Regions from separate parts of the Mus musculus genome. Here region 2 is linked to region 1. Evidence: chromatin contacts called from ENCODE POLR2A ChIA-PET data. All regions are on one chromosome and are shown on one strand. The core of a region is the stretch at or near the end of the contact, and the rest is flanking DNA. Distances in the headings are between cores, read along the strand shown. Region 1 holds the start of Srsf3 (serine and arginine-rich splicing factor 3). Region 2 holds the start of Trp53cor1 (tumor protein p53 pathway corepressor 1).

What was found. ChIA-PET counts read pairs that join two places held with the same protein, here RNA polymerase II (POLR2A).
Region 2: POLR2A ChIA-PET joins it to region 1 with 27 read pairs in embryonic stem cell. The contact joins the promoter of Trp53cor1 here to the promoter of Srsf3 in region 1. POLR2A ChIA-PET finds 5 or more read pairs at or near these places in 5 of 5 experiments (Patski and embryonic stem cell).

The regions. Positions count from the first base shown.
Region 1 is chr17:29,030,793-29,034,752 of GRCm38, forward strand. Srsf3 (serine and arginine-rich splicing factor 3) reads left to right here and starts at 1,868. Exons shown (of 6, transcript NM_013663.5): 1 at 1,868-1,994. Gm16196 (a long non-coding RNA gene) reads right to left here and starts at 1,831. Exons shown (of 3, transcript XR_876716.2): 1 at 1,724-1,831.
Region 2 is chr17:29,077,494-29,081,630 of GRCm38, forward strand. It overlaps Trp53cor1 (tumor protein p53 pathway corepressor 1), which reads right to left and starts at 1,633. Exons shown (of 2, transcript NR_036469.2): 1 at 1,398-1,633.

The DNA.
Region 1 (3,960 bases), core at 618-3,117:
GCTGAAGACAGCTACAGTGTACTCACATATATAAAATAAATAAATCTATTTTTTTTCTTTTTTCTTTTGTTTTTTTTCGAGACAGGGCTTCTCTGTATAGTCCCAGCTGTCCTGGAACTCACTTTGTAGACCAGGCTGGCCTCAAACTCAGAAATCTGCCCGTCTCTTTCCCAAGTGCTGGGACTAAAGGTGTGCGCCACCACCACGCCTGGTGAAATTTTAATTTTTATTTACTTTTTTTTTTTTTTGAGACAGGGTCTCTCTATGTAGCTCTGGCTGTCCTGGAACTATGTAGACCAGACACCTGCTTTCTGCCTCCCAAGTGCTGGGATTAAAGGTAGTCATTACTTTTTTTTTTTTTTTAAAGATTTATTTATTTATTTATTATATGTAAGTACACTGTAGCTGTCCTCAGACACTCCAGTCTGATCTCGTTACGGATGGTTGTGAGCCACCACGTGGTTGCTGGGATTTGAACTCCTGACCTTCGGAAGAGCAGTCGGGTGCTCTTACCCACTGAGCCATCTCACCAGCCTGGTAGTCATTACTTGTTTGTTTTACAAACCAAAAAATTTTGGAACAGAGAATATCACAAGTCATTTAGATACATCAGATTTTTTGTTGTTTTTCAGAAAGTATCTCAAGAAGTTCTTTCTGGCCTAGAACTCACTAAATGTATGAACATAAAGTTCGACTCCTGTTCCCTTGGGCCAAGAGCTGAGATTATGAGGCAGGGAGGAGAGGAAAAAGACAAAAGGACGTTCAAATGAGCCCCATTACTACTATACTAGGCATGTCTAACCCAGAAAGAAAAAAAAAGATCTAGAAGGAAATGAAGTTTTGCTAGAATCTTCTGAAGGTCACAACAAAAACAGGTTTAACAACTGTAGCCTGCACCACAACTCCCTTAGGGGAACAAAAGCATTAGAGTTGTGTCTGAAAAACTGGTTAATATTTTGACCTTTCTTGGAAGCAGAAACAACTAAGTCTCCCCAATAAATCAGAGTAGCCTGAGGGGGGCCAGGCCGAGGATACGTCTGGGAGCTGGAGGCAAACGATGTGGCTTGTCAAACGAGGGTATTCAGCTATCCTGGGGTCTGTGTGTAGAGGCCCAGGGAGACCCACAGGTCTGGCAGCCAGAGCAAAGCCCTTACAAAGGCCGCAGGTGCCCCTCCTAGCATCTGCATGGCGGAGCTGCGTGCTCAGAGCGTAAAGGCAACCTATGCAAAACCTTGCTCTCCTCCTGGGAAAGTGAGCCCTGTGACCGTTTGTCTTGTTTTTTTTTTTGTTTTTTCATGCAGCCTCATCAAGTCGCATTTGCCGCGCGCGCGGTTTGGGCGAGGCGGGAAAGCGAAAGTTGAGCAAACTTTGCAGGCTCTACCCTGCATCGGGGCGCAGACCGGGCACCGTGGGGTACCAGTTAAGTCGCCCAAGCTCGGTGACCTTGAGAGCGACTATAAGGCTCCTTAGTCTGCGATGGATGCCCCACAACGAGGAAGCAAGCGTCCATGTTTCACTCTGACCCGAGCCCGCGGCTGCAGCCGCCATCGCCCGGGATTAATGGCGGCAGAGTCTGGACAGCTTTATTCGGCTGCAGCCTAGGCGGAAGTGGAGGAGAGGGGGCGTCTGCGCGGCTCGCGGGGATGGCCGGGCCGAGCGCCGCATCTGCGGGACAAGCCGGCACGCGGCGACGAGCTCGCGCCACCGCGCGTACCCCACCCACCTGACGGAACGGCCGGCGCGCGCTCCCAGTAACCGCGGTTTCTCGCAGCGTTTGTAGCGCTTACGTCACAGCCTGCGCCGCCTCTGATTGGGTGATCTGGTCAGGTCATGTGGCAGAGCAGGGTGCTATAAATAGGGCGAGGGGACGGTGGTGGTCCGCCATTTCGTGACGCCGCGAGACCGAGAATCTGTAGGAGCAGAACCAGAGGGAAGCGGGTGGGCCTGTCGGAGCGTTAGGATTTGAGCTTGGGCCTTTTGAACCCAGGATCTCGGTAAGGGACCGGCGAACGGAGGGAGGGAGGTGGAGGGAGGGAGGTGGAGTTCCGCAGACTCGAGGTGGGGCCGGGCGCAATGGCGGCACCAGATTGAGACAAAGGGGCGCCGCCGCCATTTTGTGACTTTCGGTCCCGGGCGGCGGCTGGGGCCCCGGGCAATGTTGAAGATGCTTCCAAGTCTGTAAATCCCGGACTTAATCTTTTGTCCTTTGGAGGAAGGCTCGGAGAGGGATTGCTCCAGGCTGGGGTGTGGCCGGCGTGTGTGTGTGTGTGTGTGTGTGTGTGTGTGTGTGTGGGGTAGATCTCTAAATGAATTCTCCACGTCGCGGCCTTTAGTTTGATGGCGCCTTTTTCTTCCTTGCTCCTGGTTTTCTTGGTATAGTGTCTTGAGGACTTTGTATATATTTTTTAAGACAGGTCTTTTCGTATTTACTGAGCCCCTACAGTCTCATCTTTTTTTTATGCCGACTTGGTGTTTGCTTTAAAAATCTTTTCTAATGAGGCTGCGTTTCTTAATGTAAATCATAGTTCACTTTGAGTTGGGTTTTTCTTTGACCTATTTGCTTTTAACAGGTGTGAAAACCGGGGATGGATGAGTTTCATTTGTCTTTTTGTTTGTTTTTTTAATTTTCGCGGAATGGCTTGGTCGCTCAACTGAGTCTTGGGCACAGGGTGGGGTCACGGCAAAATAGGGTTAAATTTTTTAGTTTGATAATAGTCGGTTTGAACATTATGGTGTATAGTAGGGAAGACACTTAAATGGCTTATTAAGTAGGGTTTTCATTTCGGAAGTGTGAAGTTGAAGACTTACTGAGTGTATGTCCTCAAGGTTGTATGTTGTATGTCCTTTTAGTAAAGATTCTTTTACGCAGGAGTTTAGGGTGCACGGTGCAGGCCACTACATGCCTAGCAGACCTCAACATTTACTTTTATGCACTTTTTACTAAAAGACGGGGGGTCACTAGCAAACTTCATAACTGTCATTCCTCTAGCCTGTTGAGCCACAAGCATGCTTGCCTTCCTAGCTATGATAGTTTTGTTGTGGAACCTTTGTGTGGTTCCAAGATATTTATTTTTGTTTGTTCCTGAGACAGTTCTTGCTGTAAATCAGGCTGGCTGTCTTGGTTTACTCAACTTTTTTAGATCTGGTCTCCAACTCATCATTTCCCTCCTCCTTCAGAGTGCTGGGATCAAAGGTGTGTGTGTGTGCGTGCGCACACCACCTTCCTGATGCACTTAGTTTTTGAGACAGGGTAAGTTATGCTTCAACTTCTGCATTCCTTTTTCTGTAGTGCCGGCCTTCTCAGAATTCCCTGCCTCTCCTTGGGATTTCTTTTAAGTGTCTGGATTTTCCATTTCAAGCATTTCACATGTAGGGAATTGTAATGGCCTTTTCTGGTTTTAGAATGTTTTCAAGACTTTTAAACTTAGTAGTAGACAGTATATTCCTGAATACTGTGTCACATTCTAGATCTCCATCTCCTGGTAGTCATTTAGATTGGCACAGCTTTCACTATTGAGAGCAGTGCTGTAGTGAGGCTTTGACATGTTTTTCATTGTGTCTGTAGTTCTGGGGATTAAGTTTCAGTTGCATGCTAGACAAGCTCCCCACCACTGAACCACATTGAGACTTGAATATATGCTTGGAAAACAAATGGAGCCAGGTGTGGTGACTCACAGTTGTCTTAGTCCTTGAGAGCCAGGCTAGCCTGGCCTATCTACAGTGAGACACTTTTCTTAGAACAATAGCACATGGTTTGGCTGCTTGGAGAATTTTAACTGCTTATTAGAGAAGTGTTTAGAAAAAAGTGGTATTAGTGTTAAGACAGTAAAGGAAATTTTTGTGGCAGTGTATCTTGGAAGTATTTGATTGCGACAGGACTTTAACTGTAGCCCTGCCTGGCCTCAAACTTGTGATTTTTTTTTTAAGATTATTTATTTATTCTATGTAAATACACTGTTG
Region 2 (4,137 bases), core at 383-2,882, 46 kb after region 1:
TGGTTAGTTGTCCTCTGACCGGCACACAAGCTTGCTATGGTACACCTATTTCCCTAATGAATTGATGATAATGAAGAAGGAGGAGGAGGGGTAGGGGTAGGGGTAGGAGAAGGAAAAGGAAGAGGAGGAGGAGGAGGAGGAGGAGGAGGAGGAGGAGGAGGAGGAGGAGAAGGAGAAGGAGAAGGAGAAGGAGAAGGAGAAGGAGAAGGAGAAGGAGAAGGAGAAGGAGAAGGAGAAGGAGAAGGAGAAGGAGAAGGAGAAGGAGAAGGAGAAGGAGAAGGAGAAGGAGAAGGAGAAGGAAGAAGAAGAAGAAGAAGAAGAAGAAGAAGAAGAAGAAGAAGAAGAAGAAGAAGAAAAGAAGTCCATGGTGCATCCAGCATGGAAAAGTTCTGGATTCTATAGGCCATCTGCTGGTCAACTGTTTCAACCAGAGGGCTCTCTCTGGAAGTAGACACAGGTTATGTGTGCCGCTACTACCTCTGGGAAGGAAATGGTGGCTGGAGGGTGGGGGTTTGTCTGGGGTCCGGAAAGACTTTTGTTTTTGTTTTTAACCAACATCCTTTTTCATCTTTTGACTGTTATTCCTGGGAATGTATTACGGACTCAACAAAATAAATACAGGAAATTATGGAAAAATGAAACTGCACTTTGGACTATACTACAAATAGAATTTTTAAAGATATTTGGAAAAAGAAATGAGCGGAGCGAGCAGCTGCTATTGATGGTGTCAAAGCAGTGTTTGTCTTCTCAATCCTGCTGACTGCAGTGGGTCCAGGCTTGGAGCGGCTCAGGCTAACAGCCCTGAGTGGGGGTGGGGTGGAGTGGGAGGTCGGTTGGCAAGCTCTTGGCTGAGGTTTCCTAAAACCTGGAGGGGCCGTGGCGGAGGCGGGGCTCTTCTTGCAGAAAGCCGCACAGCCCGAGGACAATTTGTTTTTGTTTTGTTTTTATGTAGCTTGCCATTGTTCAGTTTGATTTTTTTTTTTTTTCCCACACAGGGTCTCGCATAACTCAGGCGGAGGGCTGAAACTTAGTATGCCGCTATCTGGGCATCCAGCCCCCACCTCTGGAGTTCAGGGATAACCTACCAAGCCCGGTTTTTGTAGTGCTTAGAATGGAACCCGGGATTTCCTGTACGCTAGTCAAGCTCTCTACCAACTGAGCTACGACCCCGACTCCTTTCTTTATCGTCACGTAGTCCAGGCTGGCCTCAAAACTTCCCATGTAGCTGCGGATGACTTTGAACTCTGGATCTTCAGGTCTAAACTCCCTGTGCGGAGTGTGGGAATAAAAGGCTATGTCCTCGCTCCCCAGTGCTAGCTGTCATTGTTATTATTTTGAGAGAGGAAAAAAAAAAAAAAAGAAAGAAAGAAAGAAAGAAATAAGTCGAGGACACTCACGGAAAGCGAGTGGGACAGGCCAGGCCAGCTGAGGTTGTCCACAAGTTCTTGCCCTGGGTCTTTGGAGATATAATTAGCTGGTTTTTCCAGCGCTGAGTGGGTGGTTCACTTCTGCACCCCTGGCAAAGCTGGGAGATGATGCAACCGAAGGCAAGCCCGGGCAAGGCCGGCAGAGAGTTGTGGCTATGGGGCTCAGGCGACTTGGTCCTGGGCGTGGGGAGTGTGGGTCAGACTGCCAGGGGAAGCTAAGCCTGCCGGCTGCCCAAGTCTCCGCCTCTCCCCCCTCCCCCCATCCCTGCACAGTAACAACTTCTATTCTGAGTTCTTTCTCTCTGTGCTGCAGGTGGAAGAGTCCGGGGAAGAACTGGAGGCCACATGGGGGCCGGGGGGCGCTCTGTTCTGGGAGATTAAATCAGGCATTGAGGATGGAGAGAGGGCTTTTAATCAACAGGAGACATTTTCAGGTCACCATGTGCTCATGGGGTTAGCCAATCTTCTTTTACTTTTTTTGAGACAGTCTCCTGTTGCCACGGATGGCCTCAAACTTGCTAGGTAGAGGAGGATGCCCTTGATCTTGGGACCTTTCTGTCTCCATCACCCAAGTGCTGGGACTGAAGCCTTGCCCCATCATATCTGGCTGTGAAGTATAGTGTTTTGTTTTGTTTTGCTTTTCCCCTTGGTTTTTTGAGACAGGGTTTCTCTGTATACTGGCTGTCCTGGAACTCACTTTGTAGACCAGGCTGGCCTAGAACTCAGAAATCTGCCTGCCTCTGCCTCCCAAGTGCTGGGATTAAAGGCGTGCGCCACCACTGCCCAGCGAAGTATAGTTTTTAATTGTGTTCATTGTCACGTAAAGATCCTAAGGGCTGGTGAGATGGTTCAGTGGACTCAGGAGCTTGCCGCCAAGGTTGGCAAGCCCTGTTTGAGCCTCAGAACCTGGATGGTAGAAGGAGAGAACTGAGCCTGAATGTTGTCCTTTGACCTTCCCTAATGTTGTCTTGTTCCAGTGTATGTCGACACACAAGAAATAATGCAGTTAAAAGATAGGATAGGGCTGGAGAGACAGCTCAGCGGTTAAGAGCACTGACTGCTCTTCCAGAGGTACTGAGTTCGAATCCCAGCAACCACGTAGTAGCTCTGAACCATCCATAATAGGATCTGATACCTATTTCTGGGGTGTCTGAAGACAGCTACAGTGTACTTACATATAATAAATAACTAAATCTTTTTAAAAAATAGAATAGAGCCGGGCGTGGTGGCGCACGCCTTTAATCCCAGCACTCGGGAGGCAGAGGCAGGCGGATTTCTGAGTTCGAGGCCAGCCTGGTCTACAGAGTGAGTTCCAGGACAGCCAGGGCTACAGAAAAACCCTGTCTCAAAAAACCAAAAAAAAAAAAGAAAAAGAATAAAAAAAATAGAATAAAAGAATATTAATTTTTTATATTTATTTGTTTTGATTTGTATAGGTGTTTTGCCTGAATGTATGTGTGTGTACTTCATTTGTGCCATCCTGGGAGTAGACAGTACAGGAGACCAGCTCCTCTCCCCAGAGATGCCCACTGTCCTGGTCTCTATTTTCTTCTTTTAAAAATTTATTTATTTATTTTTATGTGTATGGTGTTCTATCTGCATGTACACTTGCATGTCAGAAGAGCATCAGAACGCATTATAAATGGTTGACAGCCACTATGTGGTTGCTGGGAATTGAACTTAGGACCCCTGGAAGAGCAGTCAGTGCTCTTAACCACTGAGCTGTCTCTCCAGCCTGAGATTTTTTTTTTTTAAATTGTAGATATGAGGGAGAGAGCCGGCATTTCGAAGAGTCCAGAGCAGAGGGAGGGAGGAAGGGAAAAGGAGAGGGAGGGGGAGGGAAGAGGGAGGGGGAGAAGTGGGAGAGGGAGGAGAAGGAGAGAGGATGGCTAGCGGACTAGATCTGGTCAGAGAGAAGCAGAAGGGGGCAGGACATAGATGGAGAGCGAGAAGGGGGAGGAGGAAGACAGAAAAAGGGCGGGGACAAGAGGGAGCAGGGCTGAAATGGTTACAGGACAAAGGAGTAGCTGAGGGGAGGGAGTTTAGGGGAGGAGGTGAGAAACTCCTTGCAACCCGAACCAGTGATACGGAGCCTGGAGACCAGCATGGCCTTTGGTATGCTAACAGGCATCACAGATAGCCATTTATCACTTCTGCCAGCGATAAGGGAAATGGTTCCTTTGAAATGGGAAACTGGCTTCACAGGTGACTAAGGAATGCTGGCTTTTGCCTAGCAGCCAGAGTCCAGGGAGCTGGAGTTTCCTTTGGCCCTGACAGGTGGCAGGGACCCTTAACTTCTAAGCCATCTGGCCCCTGTTTGTTTTAAAGATAAGGTCTCCATAGCCCAGGCTGGCCGAGCACACCTAGAGAGTCAAAGATGACCTTGAACCCCTCATTTTCCTGGTTTCCCGTCCCGAGCGCGTGGATCACAGGCCTATGCCTCCTCAGCACCCAGTGTATGGAACGTGGGTGGGATCAAGCCAAGGCACAGCAGCTGCCTGTGTTCCTTTTTCCTTTGCTTTGTACACGAGCATTGAATCTGAGACCGCGCACATGCTAGACAAGTGCTCCCCCACTGAGCTGCGCCCCCCCCGCGCCTCTCCCTCCCCCGCCCAATCTTTGAGTTCACGCTTTACTTAGACGCAAGCTCTCCCTTAGTTCTCCAGAATCACTATCTAGGCGTCGAACCTCCCATCCTCCTGCCTCAGAC